2 separate regions of the Homo sapiens genome follow, and region 1 is linked to region 2. Evidence: read pairs that join two places in POLR2A ChIA-PET (ENCODE). Cell type or tissue: B cell. All regions are shown on one strand.

Evidence for each region. Peaks named below come from ENCODE experiments on the same cell type or tissue, not always from the same donor. Only the 100,000 strongest peaks of a DNase experiment are listed, where the experiment ranks them.
Region 1: POLR2A ChIA-PET joins it to region 2 with 5 read pairs; 4 of 35 experiments call an interaction of 5 or more read pairs at or near these places.

Annotation. Positions count from the first base shown.
Region 1 is chr18:59,861,151-59,863,650 of GRCh38, forward strand. No RefSeq gene overlaps it. Among named protein-coding and RNA genes, the nearest start is that of PMAIP1, 38 kb to the right of the region's middle. In B cell, no CTCF peak of the experiment used is centred here; a DNase peak (open chromatin) is centred at 1,241; H3K4me3 peaks cover 411 bases.
Region 2 is chr18:59,943,649-59,946,148 of GRCh38, forward strand. The region is part of intron 2 of LOC105372151 (a long non-coding RNA gene); the gene reads left to right. Among named protein-coding and RNA genes, the nearest start is that of PMAIP1, 45 kb to the left of the region's middle. In B cell, no CTCF peak of the experiment used is centred here; no DNase peak of the experiment used is centred here.

The sequences.
Region 1 (2,500 bases), 82 kb before region 2:
TCCTAGAAAGAGAGAGTTTTCCTGGATTAAATTATCTACTCTGTTTCAGGAGTGAATCACCCCAGGGTTAGGGATTTGAGGCTGAAGAGAGATAGCAGCTGAACATTTCTGGACTCTGGCAGAGACGGGTAGAAATGAGGTCATTCTAGATTCGAGATTATTTTAGATCTTTCTAGGGGCAGAGCTAAGAGACCAACACTCTTCTCAGGGATTCACTGAGGGAAGACCGAGGCCAGCCATGGGGTCTGATCAAAAGTTCCTTACAGGCCGGGCGCAGTGGCTCACACCTGTAATCCCAGCACTTTGGGAGGCCGAGGCAGGCAGATCACGAGGTCAGGAGTTCAAGACCATCCTGGCTAACACGGTGAAACCCCCTCTCTACCAAAAATACAAAAAAAAAAAAATTAGCCGGGCGCGGTGGCGGGTGCCTGTAGTCCCAGCCACTCGGGAGGCTGAGGCAGGAGAATGGCGTGAACCGGGGAGGCGGAGCTTGCAGTGAGCCGAGATCGTGCCACTGCACTCCAGCCTGGGTGACAGAGCGAGACTCTGTCTCAAAAAAAAAAAATTCCTTACAGTTCTGCGGACTTCTGTTAGCAGCTGAGAGACTAAGGCAGAATTAGGGGGAACAACTGCTATCTCAGACAATTTCCATATACCCTTCCTTTACCTGTCTCAGAAGGACTAACTTTGAATTTCAGTTTGGAAATGCATGATTTTTCCCCTAACTTGACATCAATACTTGATTGTTTCAATTGCTTTTTAGAATTCCAAGGCAGGAGGCAGGCGGGGTGGGCAGCCAGCAGCCTTGTGGGTCACTGGCCTTCAACATGGTGTCAAGGGTCCAATGTCCAGGCTAAGGGGAGATGGCCAACCAAGGACTTTGCTGTCACCCTGTAGGGCTGTGCAGGGACTTTAAGGACAAGAAATTCACCCTCCTCTCCTGAACTTTCCAGCACTGGCTGTTTTACTAGGTCATGCATTGAACTGAGTTTTCCTGACTGCAACCTCATCTTGTGCATCTCTAGCAACTTCGGAAAGGTGGTGTAATGTAAGGAAAGCTCCAAGGGCTTTGGAGACAAACCTGCCTTAACAGGTTAGACAAACCTAACCCCAAGGGCTTAGGAGACAAACCTCACAGCCATGTGCCCCTGCCACTCACAGTTATGTGGTTTTAGGCAAATTGCCTAATTTCTTTTTCTTTTCCTTTCTTTTTTTTTTTTTTTGAGACGGAGTTCTGCTCTGTCGCCCAGGCTAGAGTGCAGTGGCGTGAACTTGGCTCACTGCAAGCTCCGCCTATAAAGTGGTTGGTAAATAGGTTTCCAGGTCCCGCTCAAGCAGAGCCAAGGTCCTAAAGAGGCAGTCATTAGTGAAACAAAAAGAGGGGCCTGGTTATCTTGGAGACCCCACAGACATCTGGCAGAAGTAGTCAAGAAGAAGGTGGGACTTCTCCAGTCCCTGGGGCACATTCAGACTTCTCCAGTGTAATTAGCCTCAGGACCAGGCCTTTCTGGCTGTAATCACAGTGCTTATTGGTGGCTGTGTTTATGTCTCCCCAGACGGTAGACACAAACTTTCATTTGGCAAAAGGCAACCATTACCCCTAAATATACTAGTAAGAGTCTCCTCTTTGCATTGAGAAAGGAGGCATCCCCCACTTAAGCACTCCCTTCCCAGTATCAAAAGGAAAGGGGTCAACAAGTGGTACTCTCCTTTAAAAAGTTTCAGACCTGGACCGGGGCAGTGGTTTAGGTCTCTAATCCCAGCACTTTGGGAGGCTCAGGCAGGAGGATCCCTTGAGCCCAGGAGTTAGAGACCAGCCTTGGTAACAGCAAGATCCCATCTCTACAAAAAATAAAAATTAAGGCCAGGTGTAGTGGCTCATGTCTGTAATACCAGCATTTTGGGAGGCCAAGGCAGATGGATCACTTGAGGTCAGGAGTTCGAGACCAGCCTGGCCAACATGGTGAAACCCCGTCTCTACTAAAAATACAAAAATTAGCCGGGCATGGTAGCACCCACCTGTAGTCCCAGCTACTCCAGAGGCTGAGCCAGGAGAATTGGTTGAACCCAGGAGGTGGAGATTGCAGTGGGCCAGGATTGTGCCAGTGTACTCCAGCATGGGTGACAGAGTGAGACCGTCTCAAAAAAAAAAAAAAAAAAAACCAATCTGGGTGTGGTGGTGTGTGCCTGTAGTCTCTCAGCTACTCAGGAGGCTGAGGTGGGAGGATTGCTCGAGCTGGGAGGTTGAGGCTGCCATGAGCTATGATCACACCACTGCACTCCAGCCTGAGTGACAGAGTGAGACCCTGCCCTCCACCCCCACCCTCCCCCAAAAAAAACCCAAAACCAAAAACCAAAAACCAGAACAACATAAACCTTTCAGACCCACAGAGGATTTTTAGAACAGTGAATATACTGTGTATACTATAATGGTGGATATATGCCATGATACATTTGTTCAAACCGATAGAATACACAACACTAAGAGTGAACCCTCATG
Region 2 (2,500 bases):
TCAGCCCCCATTCATTTTTTGCTCTAATAAATGGACTATATTGTTTTATAAATTTTCTTTTGAGTGTTAATATAAGAAGGAAGTTATTGCAGCCCTCTTTACACAGAGACCTAACGGAATAAAGGACTTGACCAACATCACAGTTTTCCTATCAGTGGGTAGGTTTTCTAGCTGGATTAATGCCAGCTCTTCCTCCTTTTTTTTTTTTTTTTTGAGACAGGGTCTCACTCTTTCACCCAGGCTGGAGTGCAAATGGTACAATCTTGGCTCACTGCAACGTCTGCCTCCCAGGTTCAAGTGATTCTCCTGCCTCAGCCTCCTGAGTAGCTGGGACTACAGGTGTGTGCCACCATGCCTGGCTAATTTTTGTATGTTTTTGTAGAGACAGGGTTTTACCATGTTGGCCAGGCTGGCCTTAAACCTCTGATCTCAAGTGATCTGCCTGCCCGCCTTGGCCTCCCAAAGTGTTGGGATTACAGGCGTGAGCCACCACACCTGACCCTTCCTCCTGTTCTTAGCTCAAATCTCATCCAAAGGAAATTGGCACTCTCCATTTCCTTTTATATTAAGAATGAGTTTCATGTTCATAAGTATATACTCTGAAATAGTAAACCAATATTCTCTTTGAAATGGGTCCCCTTGATGTCAACACAGGGATATAAGGTAGAATGGCAAGACAAGGCCCTGTACTTAAACTGCTCTGCAGCCAAAATGGAAACTAAAGACCATTGGTTTGGTCAGGCCATTAACCTACATAATCATAAAAGCAGAGATCCTTGTCCATTGGTGATATCTACCCTAAAGCACAGTGAAATTTAGTCTAACACCTAATTTAATGTTTTGATTTTCCTATTCTGTAGTCTGATCTTGTAGACATTGAATTGGTGCTGTTTTACCCTGGTGAACACAAGATTTGAAAAAGCCTCTGAAAGGCGAGGGAATTACATAAACTATGCTGCATAGTTAGATGGTCTGAAACTTTGCTCTGCCTATGAAGTAAACACCTTCATAGGTTGTCACGTTCTTGGACATGCAAATAGCTTCTGTGGAGATACATTAAATATACATTTCCAAACTTATCGGCCAGCTAACATAGGAAATATGTTAGATTTAAACACCAGGATTTTAGAATTTGTGTACTTTCTTTAATGGCGGCTCCAACTGGTTGTCAATCCAGAGAAAAAAAGAGAGCTGAGTTTTGGAAGCTACTCCTGTGTGGTATCTTTATTCTTTTATTTTATTTTGAGACAGTCTTGCTCTGTTGCCAAGGCTGGAGTACAGTGGCGTGATCTTGGCTCACTGCAACCTTCGCCTCTGGGGTTCAAGCTATTCTCCTGGCTCAGCCTCCCAAGTAGCTGGGATTACAGGTGTGTGTTATTATGCCTGGCTAATTTTTGTACTTTTAGTAGAGTCAGGGTTTTGCCATGTTGGCCAGGCTGGTATTGAACTCCTGAGCTCAAGTAATACACCCACCTTGGCCTCCCAAAGTGCTGGGATTATAGGTGTGAGCCACGGCGCCTGGCCTGGGGTTAGGTATCTTTAAATACTGGGCAATTTACTAGTGATTTTCTTGGAAAGCAGATGGCCTCTTTGGTCACCAATTCTGTAGGGTCTGTGAAAGAGGATACGGTGAGTAGTTAAAATATAAGCATAAAGAAAAAAGTAAGACAAACAGCAGGGGACAGACTTCTGGGTTATAGAACACCACCCAACATTTCACTGTCTTAGCTTCATGTTTTCTCTACAAAGTATCTCATTACATCTGTTTGGGAAGTTTTCTTCCCTAACCTCCATAGAAAACAAATTATTTTGTTAGAACTGGAGGGTGGTATCTGTGATTTCAAGATGGTTCTTCGCCATTTTAATCTCTCTTTATCTCAGGTTAGACTTTTGTTTGCAATTGTGATTTTCAAAGAAAAGGTCCTTGTCAAATGTTTCAAGTAGAACACAGCAACACACATTTATTTGCACCCCAACTTGTCAACAAAGCGTGGGGACAGGCATGAAGGAGAGATGCCATTGCCTGCCAGTGTTTAACTTCATTGCTGCCCAACTCAGAACTCATCTGACTAAAAACACTTCTTAACCCCAATGTTTTTCTGTCATTTTAGGATTTCACTGTGGCACAAAATGTTCCTGCGGTCCAAAATTGAGAAGGGAATTGAAACAAGGGAAATTTTACTGTTATGAAATATAATAAATAGTGCTTGCTTTACTGTATGATTTTTATGCTTCCTAATTATATGGACTCTATACAGTTTGTATAGTCACAATGACAAGAATTATTTTATCTTCCCTTTCTTTGGCCCAGCTTTTTGGGCCACTCTGTGACTAGCAATGAGCATTAAGTGGTTAGTAAGGAAGCAGGTGCCCAGATATTGGCTCCAGTTTTCACAGTATCCACCAGTGACTGTGGACAATTTGGGTAAGTCATTCTCCACAAAGAACATGGTTTATTTGTATTTTTATGGATTTGAGCTATGTAGTTAATAAGGCTATG